2 separate regions of the Homo sapiens genome follow, and region 2 is linked to region 1. Evidence: chromatin loops called from intact Hi-C (ENCODE). Cell type or tissue: heart right ventricle. All regions are shown on one strand. Each heading gives the region's core, and the rest is flanking DNA. Links, peaks and the distances in the headings are about the cores only.

Evidence for each region. A loop is a pair of places that touch in the nucleus more often than their neighbours do. Peaks named below come from ENCODE experiments on the same cell type or tissue, not always from the same donor. Only the 100,000 strongest peaks of a DNase experiment are listed, where the experiment ranks them.
Region 2: it touches region 1 in a loop (2.6-fold over the local background); 2 of 110 quality-filtered maps call a loop at or near these places.

The regions. Positions count from the first base shown.
Region 1 is chr6:7,238,599-7,248,608 of GRCh38, forward strand. RREB1 (ras responsive element binding protein 1) reads left to right here. Exons shown (of 13, transcript NM_001003699.4): 11 at 1,840-2,004; 12 at 7,826-8,623; 13 at 9,913-10,010. Among named protein-coding and RNA genes, the nearest start is that of SSR1, 70 kb to the right of the region's middle. In heart right ventricle, for the core only: CTCF peaks have their summits at 5,062 and 5,270; no DNase peak of the experiment used is centred there; H3K27ac peaks cover 2,400 bases.
Region 2 is chr6:6,969,932-6,979,941 of GRCh38, forward strand. No RefSeq gene overlaps it. Among named protein-coding and RNA genes, the nearest start is that of LINC03055, 89 kb to the left of the region's middle. In heart right ventricle, for the core only: no CTCF peak of the experiment used is centred there; a DNase peak (open chromatin) is centred at 6,036; H3K27ac peaks cover 2,059 bases.

The sequences.
Region 1 (10,010 bases), core at 1,245-9,244:
TTTTTTTTAATGTGGATGTTTTAAAAATAAATTTTGCAGAAAACACCTGCAGAATGATATGAGGAGACCCTGAAAACAGTCAGTGGGGTTCTCCACTTTTGTTCAGGTTGCCTTGTGGAGCTACTCAGAAGCACACAGGCCGGATTTCTGGGTGTCTGATTCTGCCCTTTCCGGGTTTCTAATTCTGTTGTCTTTGATTGTTGCATCTTTATTCTTAAAAGCGCCTGAGGAGATTTGTAAGCATCATCTTAAAGGGTCTTTTAGCTCAGGAGGGAATCAATGTCCCCTGTCTCTGATTATTACTCCTGATGTGAAATTGTGGCCATGCTGTCATGGGGGCGGTGCCAGGTCCACACCTTCAGGCTCTGTATGAATGGCGCCCCCTGGAGTCGTGTGACACAGCCAGTGCCGGTTAAGGCTAGTCCCTCCTTCCCCTGGGAAAACACGTGGCCCCTCTGGCTGGTCCCCAGGTGCCAGGCCCTTGCTGTGCATTCACAGGGGAGTGCGTGGCCTTGGGCACCTGCACTAGTTCAGGCTTCTATCGACATTAATCTAACGCCAGAGGCCCCTGTGATCTGTGTTTCCAGGGAGCTGTGTTTAATTGTGGCAATCCTAGGGTTATGAGACAAAAGTACTGGGCCCCAGCTCTGAAGTCATGTTGGTTAACACACAAAACCTTTTACCCTGTAACATTAGCAACTGGGACCTTGGACTCCAGCAACTTGGGGGAAAGGGAGGAATTCAGTGATACACAAGTGATGCACCACCAACTTCCGCCTCCTGAAGGCCCCTGATCCCCTCCCTCCTCCTCTCTTTTCCTCTCCACCTCCTTTTTCCCTTGTGCTTTCTTTCTCCCTCACATGCATCCGCACAAACCCAGGACAAGTTGTAGAGGAGCTTCTATTGCATTTTGAAACATGATGTTTACAGCACAAAAGGAATCCAAGTAAAAGGAGAGGGTAGGCAGACCAAAGCAGGAGGGGACTGTGCCTCTCTCAGTGGCTCACCCATCTGTGCGTTTGGGATGGGTCTAGGGGCGAGGCAGGGCTGCCAAAATGTCCTCTTCACATGCACATCTGTTGAGTGGAGCACATGATCAAATGCAGACATAGTTACGTATTGGTCACTCATTTGCAACCAAGCTTGGAGCAGGGGGAACAAAGAACCTTTAATGAGAAGATCTCCTGACTGTTGCCACCTAGGACCACAGTGAACTTGAACAGAGGTCACTGCAGGATGTCTCGGCAAGTCAGACAGGAGTTGTCCTGGGAAGTCAGAACTCACTGCTCCCGTTCCCCTGTGGGAGGGACACAGCCACCAAGGCCAGGAAGGGGGACTGGCCACCCTGGCTGGGGGCTGTCCCTGACTTCTTCTCTTCATGGGCCCCCAAAGATACCCAGGGGTTCCCCATTGGATTTCCTAGTGTCCATATTACGGTGTCCTTGCCACACTAGAACTCGTTAGAGGGCGTCTTTCTCTTTGTGATAGAATATAGGTGTTTTCTTGCTGTGCTCTAAAATCTCTTCATTCGCTTTTTTTTGTTGTCGTTAATATTTTAATTGTAATACCGTTGTTTTACTTTAAATGTATATTTTTCAGTTTCATTTATTTTAGTATTTTGAGGACAAAAATTCATATTCCATTCAACTTAGGAAAAGGGAGAATGATCATTTTAGTCATTGATGGTTTTTTTTTTTCTAATGTGTTTTGTTAATTTTCTTGAAGGGATGGAGGAGGGGGGAACAACTGCCAATGATCCCAGGAGAATAAACAAAAGCGACTTTTCTATTTCATTGCAGTAGAAAGCCAGATAAATATATATTTTTTTTCCTGCTTCAGGTCAGAAACCCTTCCCTTGTCAAAAATGCGATGCCTTCTTTTCTACCAAATCTAACTGTGAACGCCACCAGTTGCGCAAACACGGAGTTACCACCTGTTCCCTGAGAAGAAACGGGCTTATCCCCCAGTCAAAAGAGAGTGATGTTGGATCCCATGATAGCACAGGTAGTGCCGCCAGGTGAACAAGAACCCAGGAAGAGGGAGAGAGAGGAGTTCGGTTAAGAATTGTAGCAAACTCCAGTCCGAGCTGTGGAGGGGCTGCTTGTTCACTTCTCTGTAGGATTCAGAGCCCACAGCCTGTTAATAGAAAGGCAGGCCCTGCTGATGATTGGGAGGGAGTATAACTCCTGGGTCAGATCGCCTAGACAGACAGCAGAAAACAGTGACAGTGCCCCTCGGTGACTCTCGGGGCTGCTAGGGAAGATCTGTCACCCTCTTGGCAGAAGAGGCCTTTGTTCCCGATGTTGGGAGGTGGGATGTATGGGAAGGCTTACAACTTTAGCCCTGGGTATGAACTCATCTAAAGGGGATGTGAAACCTAAAGGTTTGGGGAGCCTTAGCCGCTGCAGCCTCCTCGGGAGCAGGCCTGGGCTCCCTGGGATATCAGGGTATTGTAGGAACGAGGGGTGCGGTGTTCTTCTTTTCAATAACTCTCTTCCCGGTGTAAGACTGTCCTTGTTTGAAAAAGCACTGTGCATGTCCTTTCTTTAATCACATCTCTGCTTGACCTGAATCCGGGTATTATTCTCCTGTGCTGATGTGTGCTTCCTCCCTCCAGCACCCACAGAGCAATTAACGGCTGCCCGATACGTCTTGTGCCACCTTGTTTCCCTTATAGTTTCTGAATTTACTCATGTCCTCTATCAGTACACTCCATCCGCTCGGACTGCTGGGGTTCTCCATCCTCACCCCCAAGAGCAAACAAAACGAAAGCCAGCCTGCTGCAGGCCACTTAGATATCCCGCCAGTTGGCACTGATTAGTAACAGGGACAGCATCATGGTGCTGGGTCCAGTTTTGCAAGTCTTGAAAACCTGACACTATCTTGTGGCTGCGAAGAGATCCCCCCAGCTGTGTTTTTTTAGGGTTGTATTTGCGTCCTGTGGCTTCTATTCCTCAGACTAGGGTGGAGATGGGGTGCCCTGTAGTTACGAGGCACCCCTGCCTCAGGAGTCAGTGTGGAAGAGGGTTGGGCATTAATCTTAGCCCCTTGTCCTTACCTTGGTTACAGGGGTACAGGGTGTATCTGAAGTGGAGAGGCCACCCTTTGCCCATCTCTACGCCTCCCACTGAGCCCTAGTGAAACCAACTGTGAGTGCTCTTGACTGCCCAACCGCCAGTCTAGATCAGATCCTCTGAGGGTATGAAAGGGTAAGCTGGTTTGTTCACTGCTTCCCCAGCTTCCACTTCCACATAACTCACCAGTATCTTTGAGTGAAGAAAGATGTGGGTGCCCACGGAATCTTAGCCTAACTTGGACCCCTGTGAGCCAAAGATGACCTGGAGTTCAGCCCACTGGAAGCGCACACCAGTGCTGGCAGGCACGCGTTTGCTGCAGACCATCCTGTTAATGTTTAACCATCAGCCGCCACATTACCTGTTAGTCTGGAACATTTTCTTTCATCCTGGTTTAGAAAGCTGCCCTGTGATCTTCCCATAGTGGTTCCACAGTAGCGAAAGCAGCCGGTAACTGAGGGAGCTGAGGGGGAGCCCTTGGGTTTCCATGTTTACAAATAAGTCTTAGTAACTCCGTGCTGGATGTGCATTTTGCATTCAGCTTCTTTATCATAAGGGAGGAACAAAGACTGGGGCTCCTGCTGACATCTGCAGACACAAAGCTGAGTCGGAATTTGTGGTCTTAGCTTCGGTTCAGCACCAAGTGTATTTATAAGTTTGCAGTCATAGGTTTTGTTGTCCAAATCCCAACAAAGCCCTTTCCCACCTCCACCCCACCCCGGAAGTTATATAGGGTTCCTTGAAGGGACAAAGCCTCTAGAAAAAGAAAAGTCACTGAAAGTTGTAATGTGAAACCAGCAAAGAGAAAATACATGTTTGGTTTAGTTGTGGTCACAGTCCATGGTGAGAAAAGGGACTGAGATTTAAGTGGGAGGGAAAAGTTTAGGGAGGCAGAGTTTAGTGATTTCAAGGAGGATTTTAAAATGCAGATGAGCATGATGGACATGGGGTGAAGCCTTCATTCTGGGTTCCCCCCCCCCAGTGAAGTTTAAAAAGTGAGGCTTTGAAGGAAGACCACTTAAAAAAAAGGGGGGGGGGGAAGGAAATGACCAAGGAGGTCCTTGAGGGGTTTTCTAGGCTTGTATGCCTAGGTGGCATTTTCTTAAAATTCCTACACATGTTTTATAATGTAGGTCTGACATTTTTCAGTCTCATAAAGTCCCCCAAAAGAATGCTAAAAATGCCACAGTGGGGGCAGTTCTCCCTTAAAGGTCCATTTTGAATATTCAAATTTCAACTGAAATTCTTCATTCACTGTCCTGGACAGAGAGGCAGCCTGGCCCCCTCTGCCCTTGAGGGATATGCCCTTGGTCCTTCCTCCGATGATGCCCCGTCTTTGTGTTTGTAGGCACCTACATAGGGCTGTTTTTAATTCGTATAAACATGAAAGTGTTTAAGCTCTCCCTTAATGGTGGCCGCCTTTACCAGCCCAGAAGTCCCACATGTCAGCATGGACTACACCTCAGGAAACCCTCTCCATCCTCAGATGCTTTGGGTGGAGTGCAGACACAGCAGCTTCCCCTGCAAAGGCACCCCTGCCAGGTCAGATAATTACTTAGGTTGGTAGTCTGTCACAGTGGTTGAGGCTCATTTAATTTTTAGGAAGCAATAGATCTTTAATTGTTGAGCTGACTAGGGCTGTCTCCACAGTCCTGTAGGAGGAGCTGCGGGTTTATTATCTACCAGGATTCCTTCTGCTTCCTCTAACAGTTTTCTTAGTTGTTGAACAACACAAACCGAGGGACTGATGGGGAGAGGGAAGAACTGCATATTTTTAAGGTAGCATTGCTTATAAAAAGTCATCAGCTCAGCTACCTGCATTTGGGAGTCTGGGTGTTGAGGGCGGGGATTTATACAGCACCTGGCCTTATAAGTTGAGTATTCATGATAGGTGAAGAGGTGAAGTTTTTTGTTCATGAGAATCACTAATGAAAATCAGTTGTTTAGAATGTGAAGGGCACAGCCTACACTGCTAAAACACTCCCCCTAGTGGGAGTTTGGTAGAATACAACCAAGCCCCCTGTGTCCAAAGAGGGAGTTGGCCTTTCATTGTACTCCGGGTGATCTCTCTCCATTATCCGCGCAAAGGAAGGGCCCGAGAGCAGGAACAATTTGATCTTATATTTCTTTGGGTTTTGTTTCAAAATTTATTTTACTTTCTTTAAAGCTCTATCATGTTAAATATGTTCTGTGCAGTTAAAATAATGCATGTTCTTTGCTGAAAAAAAAAAAATAGAAGTGTAGTCTAGGATATACTGGGGACAAAGGGGAAGTAACCAGAGATTAAACCTTCTTTTAAAAATTACCAGTCGGGCGTGGTGGCGCATGCCTGTAATCCTAGCCCTTTTAGAGGCCGAGGAAGGTGGATCACCTGAGGTCAGGAGTTCTGAGACCAGCCTGGCCAACATGGTGAAACCCTGTCTCCACTAAAAATACAAAAATTAGCTGGGCATGGTGGCTCACACCTGTAATCCCAGCTACTTGGGAGGCTGAGACAGGAGAATCGCCTGAACCCAGGAGGCAGAGGTTACGGTGAGCTGAGACTGCACCACTGCACTCCAGCCCGGGTGACAGAGCAAGACTCCATCTCAAAAAAAAAAAAAAAAATTACTTACAAAGGCCAGCCACAGTTGCTTATGCCTATAACCTCAGCACTTTGGGAGGCCAAGGCAGGAGGACCCCTTGAGCCCAGGAGTTCGAGACCAGCCTGGGCAACATAGGGAGACCCTGACTCTAGGGAGGGAAATTACCCACAAAGCCAGCAAACAAATTGAGCGTTCTGTATTTTTATTGTAGAGTTTATACCAATATCCATTCTATAGATGCTCTCTGTTGAAATGATTCAAGAAAAACGAACATCTAGTTTTTCCTTGGAATGTGGCCCAGACATTGGTGTGCATATCCCAGGACTCATATTCTTTAAGCTTTTGGATAATTTTGCAAAATCATTTCTTCTTTAAAATGTTATATTCACACCATAATATTTCTTTCTGAAACCTCTTGAGATACCCAAACAGTGGCTGCCAAAAAGTGCAGTCAGTGTAAAACTAATGAAATGAAATGATGTAAGTAGCCGCGTTATGCAGATGGCTGTGGGTAAAGCCTAAAGCCCCAAGCAGGTGTGAACAGTAGGTACTGTCTCCTCAGACCTCAGGACGGGGCAGAACCAGCTCCTTACCCCAGCCCTCCTGACCGCCTTGATGGCAAATCATCAAGCATGTGACATTGAGGAGGTGTGATGGATGCAGGTTGACATTGTAGTTACACCTGATCACGTCAAGTGAGAATCCAGGTTAGGTGCGTGAATCTGCTGGCTCAAGGACTGCAATCACATCTGGCCTATTGAGGGAGGGGCATCTCGTACTTGTGCCATAAAACAATGACTTTCATCCACCCAATTATCAGAGGAACTTGAATCCCTGCAGTAATAAATCAGACAGTGGCCGGGCACGGTGGCTCACGCCTGTAATCCCAGCACTTTGGGAGGCTGAGGTGGGTAGATCGCCTGAGGTCAGGAGTTCGAGACCAGCCTGGCGAACATGATGAAACCCCATCTCTACTAAAAATACAAAAATCAGCTGGGCGTGGTGGTGGGCGCCTGTAATCCCAGCTCTTGGGAGGCTGAGGCAGGAGAATTGCTTGAACCCGGGAGGTGGAGGTTGCAGTGAGTGGAGATCACACCATTGCACTCCAGCCTGGGCGACAAGGCGAAACTCCGTCTTGAAAAAATAATAAAAACTAAATCAGACATAGGATCTGCAGCTAAATAATAGGTCCCACCAGCTTCCAATGTACTGTCGTAATGCATAATTTTAAGAAGTTATTAAGTCTTCTTTCAACCTTAGTAAAGAGAAGGCCTTTTGACACTGTTTGATGTGAATATTGCAGCCGTGCCATCCCTTAAAAGGACTGTTGAAAACTGATAGGCTTTCCACATACAGTTTTACTGGGTGGAATGGACAGATAGGAACAAATCAAGAGGCAGGAAGTCAGGGTAGGTGAGATGCCTGGAACCCAGAACCCCTTGTCTTCACAGGCACCCACAGCCCTTCACAGTCCGCTCCCCTCACTGTGTGCTGTTGCCAAGCCTGGCATCAAGGGTGCCCTTCCTTTGAAAGATTCCACCACCCCTGGGAGGCTGACAGCTAGGAAGCCTACAAGCTTGCCTGCGCCCCCTTGGGTCTCTGCAGCCTCCACCTGGAGATGAGCGTCAGGCAAGAGTGTGCATACCATACACACACAACGCAGGCTTGGGGTCGTTTCCTGTGAAACTCATCAAGACCATGCTTTGGAGGATTAGGGGTAGGGGTGGTCCTGTGTATGTTGCATGTTTGTATGATCTCTTTGCACTGGAAAAATAACTTATAACTCAAGCTTCCTCAACTTCCCTAGCGCTGCGAGTCTCTGGAATGCACCCCTCTCCTATCTCGCAGCCCCTGTCTGCCCTGCCTGAGTCACTCACACCTTCCTGGGGGCGGGGGCAGTGGAAGCCAGGGGTTCAGGGGCACAGCCAGCCCTGGGAACACACCTGAGGTGATGTGGAGGCTGCTTTTGCCTTTCTTCACGTCCCCAGGGTCATCTTGGTCCTCCTGGGGGATGTAACAGGTGGTGAGGATTTGGGCCGAAAGAAGTCCTCACTGGTTTGGGGTTCAGGCTGCTGGCGTGGGTCTAGCCCATTCCCGGCGACATCCCTGGCATGGGCGTACCTGGTGGTGCCCCTCTGAGCCCTCCCCGCTGTGCTTGCCCCACAGACAGTCAGTCGGATGCGGAGACTGCAGCCGCCGCGGGCGAAGTGCTAGACCTCACCTCACGGGACAGAGAGCAGCCGTCGGAGGGCGCCACTGAGCTCCGCCAGGTCGCAGGGGATGCGCCTGTGGAGCAGGCCACGGCGGAAACGGCCTCGCCGGTGCACCGGGAAGAGCACGGGCGTGGGGAGAGCCATGAGCCGGAGGAGGAGCATGGCACTGAGGAGAGCACTGGGGACGCCGACGGCGCGGAAGAGGACGCGTCGAGCAACCAGAGCCTGGACCTGGACTTCGCCACCAAGCTCATGGACTTCAAGCTGGCGGAGGGCGACGGCGAGGCAGGCGCCGGGGGCGCGGCCTCGCAGGAGCAGAAGCTCGCCTGCGACACCTGTGGGAAGAGCTTCAAGTTCCTGGGCACCCTGAGCCGCCACCGGAAGGCGCACGGCCGCCAGGAGCCCAAGGACGAGAAGGGAGATGGCGCCAGCACTGCAGAGGAGGGGCCCCAGCCCGCCCCTGAACAGGAGGAGAAGCCCCCCGAGACCCCGGCAGAGGTGGTGGAGTCGGCCCCGGGTGCCGGGGAGGCCCCGGCGGAAAAGCTCGCGGAGGAGACGGAGGGCCCCTCCGACGGGGAGAGCGCGGCCGAGAAAAGGTCCTCAGAGAAGAGCGACGATGACAAGAAACCAAAGACAGACTCCCCCAAAAGCGTGGCCAGCAAGGCAGACAAGAGGAAGAAGGTCTGCAGCGTGTGCAACAAGCGGTTCTGGTCGCTGCAGGACCTGACCCGGCACATGCGCTCCCACACAGGTAACCAGGGCAGGCCAGGTCCCCGGCCCAACAAGAGGAGGCGAGCCGGGCACCTCTCCTAGGAGCTCCCCTGAAGCGGCGCTGGAGGCCACCGAGAGAACGTTTGCTTACGTTGCCGGTGTGCCCTTTAAGCCCGTGAACTAGGAGTTTTAAGGAGTTGTACTCTCAGCCCTTGAAGACGGTGCAGGCCTCCTGCAGCCAGGCAGGAGAGGGTCCTTGGCCGTTGTGTTTTTGAGAACGCTGTGATCCGCCTTTAGCTCTGCTGCCTCCGCCTCCCCATCTGTAGAGTGGGGGTAACAGCTGCCCTGTTTCATAGAGGTATCTAGGAGAGGGTGCTTGTGCTGGGCATTTGGGCCACTTAGTCCTGTCTAGTCCTGTGGCCTGGACGACAGGCACTGCCCCAGGCCGCTGTGGGGCAGGCACCCTGGGTGATCCATTAGGGTCAGGAGGGCCTTTTCCTTTCTTAGCCGTGCAGTTCGGCTGAGATGACTGGGACAGGACCCTTAGCCACTGCCCTTCACACCGTTCTAGAGTTCACCCACCACCTGCAGGGTGGAGGCTGCAGACCCCAGAGCAGGGGCGCTTACTTTGACACAAAGACCTGAATATGCTCATGGAGTCCAGAGATATATCCTTCTTCTTTCCAAAATAACCTGTCCCTCCTCTCAGCCGCAGCTTCCCTCCCTGTCACAGCTGCAGCCCGCAGTGAACACATGTGCCCCGACCCAGCGCAGTCGGCTCTGCCCTGCGCTTGCCCGTGTGAAGGGCCAGGGTCCTTGGCTCTCAGAAGAGGGATATTCTTGGGCTCCCAACAAGCGTGGTGGGCCCTGCCCTGGGCCTGGCGTGTGAGCCATCAGGAAAGCCCCCGCTGCACCACATCGCAATGCAGAGGGTAACTGGTGCCCCCGACCTAGGTGCTGCTGTCCATACAGATCCCTGAGAGGGTCCACTCCTGTCCCCCTCTAGATTCCTTCCCAGTCTCTGGTCGAGGCCAGTCTGCACATCTCCTGAGGCTTCTGCTTCTGGGACCTGGGTTTTCTGGATCAGTATGTAGAGTGCCTGGGCTGAGAGAGGAAGGAGAGGAAAGGTCTCAGACTGACAGCTTGAACCAGCAAACAGAGCTTGTCCGTCCTCAGTTTGCTGGTTCAAGGAAGAGGCCTCTGGCTGAGTAGGACGGAGTCCTGGCCCCCCGCACATAGCCTGGGAGCCTCATTCTTCCTGTGCAGAGCAGGGTGCAGTGGGTACTGGTGCCTTTTGGTTAATGGAAATTCTTTCTTCCATTGTTCCAGGGGAAAGGCCATACAAATGTCAGACCTGCGAGCGAACCTTCACCTTGAAGCACAGCCTGGTTCGCCACCAGCGGATCCACCAGAAAGCCAGGCATGCC
Region 2 (10,010 bases), core at 1,397-9,396, 270 kb before region 1:
TCCACCCACCGCCCTGCCCTGAGGCTGCCACGCCTCTCTTCCTGGATTTGCCCTGGGCCTGCCTGGGATGGTTAATATTAACGAGCACTGAGCACCTTCAGGTTCCCAAGGCCCCTGTGGAAGGTGGGATGCTGACTCACAGCCTACGTGGCAGCCACATGTTTCCACAGCTCCCAGCAGCAGCAGCCAGCAGGCGCCTCCTATGTCCTACGGGCTAACAGGAGGAGACCCCTGATTAGGGCAAGGAAGGGGAAGTTGCTGTTTTCAATGTCTCCATTGGAGGAGGGAGGCTGGAGGGGCTGTTAGCAATGGAGGGAGAAGGAATTCTGAGCAGCTTCACAAAAAGCTTCCATGAGATGGCTTCCCACTGTCCCCTCTGCCTTTTACATCTCTAAAGGATTGATCCGCTTTTACCCAATCACACCAACTAACACGCAAGGGGAGGTTGGGATGTCGTGGCATGAAGATTTACAAAAAGCGCACTGGCACAAACGAGGAAGGGCTTAATGCTACCCTGCAGGATGCTCAGGACCTCCAAAGAGAGCGTGAGGATTCCAAAGGCCAAGTCCCCAGGTCAATCTGCCACTCACTCCACCCTCACCCTCTGTCCAAACAGCACCTGGGGCTTTCAGGTTGAAAGGTCTCTAGGTGAGGATGGGGATACTGGGCTCCCTTCTTCCTGCCCCCTGTGTGCCTCTCATCAAAACCAAATGAAAACGTGATGTACAATTACAAACACAAGAGACAGTAGGACCAACAAACTTAAATCTCATTATCCTGAATGGAAGCTTGCCCTGCTTCTCGGGGATGCCTTTGAATCTAAGAGACTGGGAGATGCTGAGACAGGCATGGGTATGTTGGCACGCGTGCAGCCATCCTCTCTACTGTGATGTTCCCAAGAGTGTTAGAAACCTCAATGAGTTCAAATAAAGCCACTCCCACCCCTGAGCAAGGGGTACTGGAGGAAGGTGAAATCGGCTCAGGGTAGTTCAGGGAGGAAGGCGAGAACCACCCCTGGGCAGAAGGGAGGATGCCAGGCACCGGCCACAGTCAATCTAGCCCTCGGCCACAGCCCTGAAATAAAGCCCTGGCTTTCGGGAGCTGGAACTCACATCGCTTCTGCGCCGCTGCAACATGCCTGGATGCTCTGCGCTGTGGGCGCTGGCTCATCGCCCCTCTGATTCACACCGTTATTAAACCAGCACTCGGGCAAGAAGCAAAATCGTCCAGGGCCCAGCACTCTGGGCAAAAACTGAAGAGCACGCAACCTCAGAATACACGGATGGGGAAACAAATGGTGTGGCTGCTCAGCCCACTTTCCGTTCCAAATGATGTCTACATGTCCCCCTGGAGCAGAGGAAAGCCACAGGTGGAGAAGCCGAGCTCTCTCTGGACTACACTGGCTTCTCCCTGGCATCACCCTTTCCCATTGCTGTGACGCCCTGACTTAAGCACCAGAACTAACCCACGGGGCCGCAGCATCCCTCGCCAGCCCATGCCCCAGCTGCAGGTGACATCACGTGGCTGACATCAGGCCTGCAGTCTGGGTTAGCTGTGCTGGGGGCCCAGAAGCTGTGGCTCCCTCGCACGACCCTGGTTTCGACAGTGGGTTAAAGTTCAGAAGCGGCCTGGTAAAAACATCCCTGGTGATAAGCTGCACCTTTCCTGGCAGATAACCCCAGCACGAGTGAAAACATTTTACAACACCTCTGAGCTGTTCTTCCAGTAGCCTCACTCATGAAGGCCTCTAACCAGCCTTTCTGTATTGATCACCAATTACAACTGCATTAACAGAATTTTAACATTTTTTTCCAAAATAAACAATGAGCTTGGCGTTTTATTTTCCAACACACTGCTTCAACATCTAGCTTATTTTTAGTGAAATAAACCACCCTTCTTCCAAGCAGTGTTTTCAGAGGTAAAGTCAAGGAGATTTTTCTGCTTTCAGGCTGCTCGTGGAATCAGGGTTTAGGATTCACCAAGCGGACCTAGGAAATGTTGATATTCAGAGTCACCCCTGAGCTCCAGTTGCTGGCATCAGGGAGACAGGCATAGGGCTCTTCCAAGGGGACTTGAACTTTGTCGTCTAGCCAAAATGTTCAACCGGACCTAGAATCTTTAAGGATCCTCTAGCATGGGCCATCAAAACATCCAAAGGGGAGACTGTTACTAGGTGTAGCTGACTTGGGGTAAGGGGGTACAGGATACAAAAATGCAACCCAAGCCTTTGTGAGCTTCCAGGGGAGTTCAAAAGACAAGAGCAAAACACAGAAAAGGTAACAGAAATACAGAGTTGTTGGACCCAAGGCCTCTCCAATATGGTCATTGTTTAGATGGAAAGCGAGCAGCTTAGATTTTTAAAAGCGGGTTGGGGGTTTGCATAGAAGACAGGGCAGGCCAGGAGCAGTGGCTGTCACTTGCAATCCTGGCACTTTGGGAGGCCAAGGTGGGAGGATCACTTGAGCCCAGGACATGGAGAGATTCCATCTCTCTAAAAGAAAAAAAATCTTTTTAATTTAAAAAATAATAAAGAAGAGTAATCATTGTGGGCTGTGGGTTTGGAAAGGGATGGTGAGACAAAGAACTTACTAAAGAGGCTTTGAATCAGAATGGAAAACAGCTGCTACTCTCCCAACTGCATCCCAGCCTCCTGACTCTCTTTCTCCACACTCCCCCTGGGCAATCTCACCCACAGCTTCAACTACTACCTCGACAGGATGACTCATAAACCTTTATCTCCAGTCTGGCCCTTTCTCCTCAATGCCAGACTCCAGTGGTCTGTGAGGTAACTTCCCTCCATCCCAACTAGAGACTCTAACTTACCGTCTTTTTTCTCTCTGCTGTGCCTGCTTTGGCTACCCTCCTATCTCCCATTGCTATGCACCTACCAAAGGGAGAGGCCCACACAGACAACCTGGGTTCATCCTAGTCTCCTCCTCCTGATGTCCCGTGTCCAAGCCCAGCCCGCCATACCCTCTAATTGACTCACAAGCCAGCCCTCCTGTCCACCCCAGGCGCATGTTGTCTTAGTCTCAAGTACTCATTATTTCTGTTGCCTTCTCTCAGGTTGCCCAGACTCTGGTCTTGGTACCCTCTGACTTTTCATAACAGGTCAGTCTTGCTAAAACAGTCTTCTACTTGGACAGACATGGTGCCTCATGCCCATAACCCTAACACTTTGGGAGGCCAAGGCAGAAGGATCTTTTAAGACCAGGAGTTCACGACCAACATAGCAAGACCCCATCTCTACCAAAAAATAAAAAACTATCTGGGCACAGTGGCATACACCTGTAGTCCCAGCTACTCAGGAGGCTCAGGCAGGAGGATTGTTTGAGCCCAGGAGTCTGAGGCTGCAGTGAGCCATGATCATGTCACTGCACTCCAGCCTGAGAAACAGAGCAAGACCCTGTCTGCAAACAACAATAACACCAAACAAACAAACAAACAAAAACAATCTTCTACTAAACCCTTCAGCGGTGAACGCACGTGAAACCCTCTCTTCAAAGGGTGGCCATAAACTGAGAGACCTGGGCTTTGCCCCAAGGCACCGAACTATAGTGTGCACAGCATTTTAAAATAACGATTTTAAAAGCTTAGCATGTACTTAGCAAGACTAATTAGTTCAAATAGGAAGCTGCCAGATGGTGCATATTATTAATGACACCCATTGGAAGGCCCCCCGAGAACGCTCTGAGTTGATGTGAAAGTGCTATTTCCTGTTGCTGCCCCTGCACCCACATAGTTCATTTGGGATCTGCAGATGAGACTTTCAAGGTCAGGCCCAGCTACCTTCCAGCCTCCAGGTACACCAAGTTCCACTCAGTTTTGATCCACTTGAGAGTATTGGAATGGACCGTGCTCTCTCCTCCCTCCATGCCTGACCATGATGTGGTCCCCTCTGATTTCCCTGGTGACCCAGTGATTCTCCATCAGGGCCAATTTTGTCTCCCAGCAATGCCTGGAGACTTTTTTCATGAACACGACCTGGAGAATGCAGGGTTGCTATCACCAGCATCTAGTGAGTAGAGGCCCGGGATGTTGCTAAACATCCTGCAGTGCACAGGGCAGCCCCCCACCGCAGAGAATTATCCAGCCCAGAATGTCAATAGTGCTGAGGTGGAGAACCCTGGTCCAGATTCAGCTTAACTCTCCCCAACCCGGCTATTCAAAAGTTTTCTTCTCCTCCGTGAAACCAAGAGCAGCAGACTTCCTGCTTCAGGTCCAAAACTCTCTTGCAGCAATGATCACATTGACATGACTGTTTTCTTCTCAGGCCCTTTCCTAAGTTCCTTGAGGGCAAGAAATGTGTCTTTTTTTTTTCTTTTTTTGAGACAGAGTCTTGCTCTGTCGCCCAGGCTGGGGTGCAGTGGTGCGATCTCGGCTCACTGCAAGCTCCGCCTCCCGGGTTCACGCCATTCTCCTGCCTCAGTCTCCCGAGCAGCTGGGACTACAGGCCCCCGCCACCACGCCCAGCTAATTTTTTGTATTTTTAGTAGAGACGGGGTTTCACCGTGTTGGCCAGGATGGTCTCAATCTCTTGACCTCATGATCCACCTGCCTCAGCCTCCCAAAGTGTTCGGATTACAGGCGTGAGCCACTGCGCCCGGCCACGTCTTCTTAATCTCTTTATGACACGGAACATAACACCTCGTAAGGTCTCAGTGACTGACATGCAAAGAAAAAAATAACTGCGTCTGTTCAAGGCCAGAAGTAATTATACAATGCACCTGAGAATAACGTCTACCCACCAAGATTCACACTCTCTTATTTACACTATCACGAGTGACAAGCAACGTATAATCACTAGTGACATTTAATATATGAAGACTGCCATGTGCTAAGTATCCCAAAGAACATAGATTTTAGACACGATTGTTTTTCACTTCAGCTTACACATTAAAACTAGCTGGTGAGTCAGTATATCAAGGTCAAAAGAGTATTTCAAATATCAACTATTGCTCTTAGCCAACTACAAAAAATACATATCCGTGCTCAGTGCATGTGCTGCCTTGAGAAAAGTGAGGAAATGGAGACAGGAACGTCAGTCAGAAGAACACGTTCTTGGGAAGACTGTATAAAAGAAAAAGCCCTCAGAACCCTAGGAGAGGCCGGATGCGGTGTCTCATGCCTGTAATCCCAGCACTTTGGGAGGCAGAGGGGAGCAGATCACCCAAAGTCAGCAGTTCGAGACCAGCCTGGCCAACATGATGAAACCCCGTCTCTACTAAAAATACAAAAATCAGCCGGGCGTGATGGCGGGTGCATGTAATCCCAGCTACTCGGGAGACTGAGGCAGGAGCATCCCTTGAACCCGGGAGGCAGAGCTTGCAGTGAGCCAAGATCACACCACTGCACTCCAGCCTGGATGACAGAGCGAGACTCTGTCTCAAAAAAAAAAAAAAAGAACCCTAGGAGGAACTACCCTCCCACTTGGCACAATTCATGTCTCCATAGCCAGTGAGTATAAGAAGAAGATGCTGAAATACAAAGTACAGGAGAGTTACCTAGAAGTTCTTGAACTTAAAAATCTTTCCTGGATGATGGCCCTAATGTGATATGGTGCAAAGTTGGTGCCTATTGACCAAAGGGGAAGTGCCTACAGTTCTGCAGGTCAAGGTCATGAACTTTCTCTCCACGGTTTCCAGTCCAAATTAGGTTGCTCCATATAATCCTGGAACACAACCTATTTTAGTCTCCTCTAGTTCCAGTTTCTTTTTTTTTTTTTTGATGTGAGACCAAGTTCCATAGTAGTAGATAAAGAGTTGCAAAAGAATCCTCAACCCTTATCTTTTAGTCCCCAAATTAGACTGGGCCTAACCTCCTTGGTAGCTTCTTAAGTACCATTATCAAAGAGACAAATAAGAAACCTCAGGCTGAAGACAGATTCACCAGTGGAGCCAAAGTTATCATCGGAAGTGGCGTTCTCTCCCATGGGAGGGCCAGGGCAGTAAAGGGTCAGGAACAGGAAGCTCCTATACAAGAGCCTTGTTCTGGCTTCACCTCTGCTAGTAGAGAAACATACAGCACCTGCTCACAGCCCATTGCAGTTGGCACAGGGCTTTCTTGTGCATCATCAGCTTTTATTTTAAGCCTCTCAGCTTCCCTTGATAAATACAACGTAGTCAGTGCCGTGTGACAGAATCACGTGGAGCCAAGCAGAGGGTCACTTCAAAAACAAGCAGAGGGTCACTTCAAAAACAATCGTTCTGACTGGGTGCGGTGGCTCATGCCTGTAATCCCAACAATTTGGGAGGCTGAGGTGGGTGGATCACCTGAGTCCAGAAGTTTGAGACCAGCCTAGGCAACACAGTAAAATCCCAACTCTGCAAAAAATTAGCTGGGGGTGGTCGTGTGCACCTGTAGTCCCAGCTACTCAGGAGGCTGAGGTAAGAGGATCCATTGAGCCCAGGAGTCTAAAGCTGCAGTGAGCCGTGATCGTGTCACTGCACTCCAGCCTGGGCAACAGAGCAAGACTCTGTCTCCATCAATCAATCTATTTTTAAAAAGTGTTCTGCTTGTCACTGGCAAGCACAACATCAGCCACGCTTTAAAAACCTCTCTAAAACAGCCACATGGAACTAAATTCTCCCTTTCTTCTACCCCAGAACTTTAGGGGAAGAGAGGAGGTGATGTACCACTGGTTCCAAAACCTAATCAGAAAGAATCTGTTCCTAGGCAGGAGAGGTGGCTCATGCTTATTAATCCTAGCACTTTGGGAGGCCGAGGCGGGCAGATGGCTTGAGCTCAGGAGTTCAAGACCAGCCTGGCTAACATCGCAAAACTCTGTCTCTACTAAAACTACAAAAAAATGAGCTGGGCGTGGTGGTGTGTGCCTGTAATCCCAGCCACTCAGGAGGCTGAGGCAGGAGAATTGCTTGAACCTGGGAGGCAGTGGTCACAGTGAGCCGAGATCACGCCACTGTACTCCAGCCTGGGTGACAGAGTAAGATTCTGTCTCAAAAAAAAAGAATCTGTTCCATTTTCAGACACTTACTGAGCACCTTTACATACCACCTTCCAGATGCCTGCACAGTTTGTTATAAGAATTTTAACTTGCATAATAAGTATATACTTATTTGATTTCAAAGCAAAGCAAAGGGTAAAAACTTAGATTAAGGAATAATTTTTCCTAATAAGTTCAACAAACATTTGGAATAAGTGAGGAAATTAACTTTGTTATTGAATATATAACTGCTATGTCACATTTGCACAGAAAGCCACAAGTCTGGTCCAAGGAATTTATTTGTTACAAGATCACTTTCAATAGAGCAGGGAGAGTTTGGTTTCTGTTTGGTCAAATATTTCTATGTATTAGAGTTCAAAGTGGGCACAGTGACTCACTCCTGTAATCCCCACATTTTGGGAGTCTGAGGCAGGAGGATCTCTTGAGCCCAGAGTTTGAGACCAGTCTGGGCAACAGAGTGAAACCCATTCTCTAAAAAAAAAAAGAAAGAAAAGAAAAGAAAAATGTATATACACAAAAATTAGCTGGGTATGGTGCTGCACGCCTATAGTCTCAGCTACTCAGGAGGCTGAGGTGGGAGGATCACTTGGGCCCAGGAAGTTGAGACTGCACTGAGCCATGACTGTGCCACTGCACTCCAGCCTGAGCAGCAACAGAGTGAGACCCTGTCTTAAAAAAAAAAAAAAAAAAAAGTTCAAAATGAATCCTAAACCTAAAGCTGTTTGGTGAGAAAACTTGAAGAAAAGAGATTTTTGTTTGGCACGTAACCTGTTATATATGGCCATTGCACATTTTACACGGTGTTCCTGTTGTTTCCCTATAGCTTTAATCGAGCAGCTGAAGGTGCCCAATAAATTACCACACATATTAAAAAGGTGCCTATCATGGTTGGTGAGAATGTAAAATGGCCCAGCCTCTGTGGAAACCAGTTTGAGGGTTTCTCAAAAAGTTAAACAGAGAATGACCACAGGACTCAGCAATTCTCCTCTGGGTGTACGCCCGGGGGAATTGAAAGCAGAGACTTGAACAGATGCTTGTACACCCGTGTTCATAGCAGCACTATTGGCAATAGCCAAAAGATGGACCCCACCCAGGTGTCCATCGGCGGGTGAGTGGATGAAGAAAATGTAGTCTATCCACACCGTGGAATATGATTCAGCCTTAACAAGGAAGGCCATTCTGACCCATGCTACAGCATGCATGCGCCTCAAAGACATTATACGCAGTGAAATAAGCCAGACACAGAAGGACAAATGTCCTTCCACTCGTACGAGGCACCTACGATCATCAAATTCCTAGAGACAGAAAATAGAATGGTGGTTGCCCGGGGCTGGAGGGAGGGAAAAATGGGAAGCAATTGTTTAATGGGGACAGAGTTTCAGTTTGGGAAGATGAAAAAGTCCTAGAGATGAATGGTGGTGATAGTAGCAGGACAACATGAATGCATTTAATGCCACTGAGTTGGAAGAATAGTTGAAATGGTAAATTTTATGTATGTTTTACTATAATAAAGGAAAAGAAAAGCAGAGCCTGCCCTGAGGATAATCCAACCCTCCAAACCCTTAATGCCTGGGGCCACCCAGGCACTGATCCTTCCTACCCAGACCTTAAAAACCGTCACCCTCATAGGCAACAGGGAGATACTCAAAGGCTTTGGAGGATGGGAATTTACCCCGGCCGGACAAGTTTAACACATTTCATAAAGGAGAAAGAAAGGGCCTGAAGAGACCTCATTTTCCAAGACTGAACTCATAACTCCAACAGTGCTGATATAAGCCAAAGTGCCTAAGTACCTAGTGTATCTCACTGGTAGGACAAAGGTGACACTTTCTTCCTACCTTTCCCAGGCCCTTCTGAAGTATGGGGACAGGAGATGGTCCCTCACCTCCAGCTGCCCATGGTTCTTACTAAAACTGTGAGGGAGAGGAAGGAGCTTATGTGCAAAAGGAAAAGTGTCAGTAGAGCACAAAGAGGAAGGGAGGAAAGGTAAATTCGTGTAAACAGCTGGGACCAACAAGCTGGTACCAGAGCACAATGACTGTGTCTGTGATTCACTAATCCAAGAAATCAGGATTAGGGCGTGGAAGGAGGAATTCGTGTTTCTGGAAGTCCGTCCACAAAATTGTAGCCTCTTGTCTTGAAGCGGCATTGCACACTGTAGCTGGAAAAAAAATTATATCAGCTCCAGAAGTACTAGCAACATGCAGGGAAGCACAGAGCAGGAGATTTAGGGTAAACAGCACAAGGAGCTTCTCCCAAGGAATACCTATTGTACTGCACTTTCAGCTTCACTACTTAATTGTCAAACATTTCCACCTGCTTTATAGCACTTCTCAATAACACTTCATGATGCAAGAAATGTATGCACTTAATTAAAATAGATTTCATCCAGGTGTGGTAGCTCATGGCTGTAATCCCAACACTTTGGGAGGCCAAGGCAGGAGGATCACTTGAGCCCAGGAGTTTGAGACCAGCCTGGGCAACATAGTGACAATTGCTGCCCTGACCCCCGGCACACGCCCCGCACCACTTCCAGTCTCTACAAAAAAATTTGTTTTCGATTTTTTAAAAAGAAAACAGATTTTTACATGCTACCTGACAGTATTTTGTTACCCCTTTAACAAAACATAACAATTTTTAAAAGAAGTTGCACAAAGGAAGTATTCTGCAAGCTTTAAATTGCTATGTAACTTGTAATTGTTAGCTAACTTGTTTATCAGTCTGCTAGGGCTGCCAGAACAGAAGACCACAGGCTGGGTGACTTAAACAGCAGAAATTTATTTTGTCACAATTTGGAGGCTAGAGGTCCAAGACCAAGGTGCCAGCAGGGCTGGTTCCTGGTGAGGCCTCTCTTCCTGGCCTGCAGACAGCTGTCTTCTCACCGCATCTTCACGTGGCCTTTCCCCTGTGATTGCGCCCAGAGAGATCACTGGTGTCTTCCTCTTCTTATAAAGACACCAATTCTGTCCGATTAGGGCCCCATCCTTCTTATCTCATTTAATCATAATTATCTTTTTTAAAGCCCGTCTCCAAATATAGTCACACT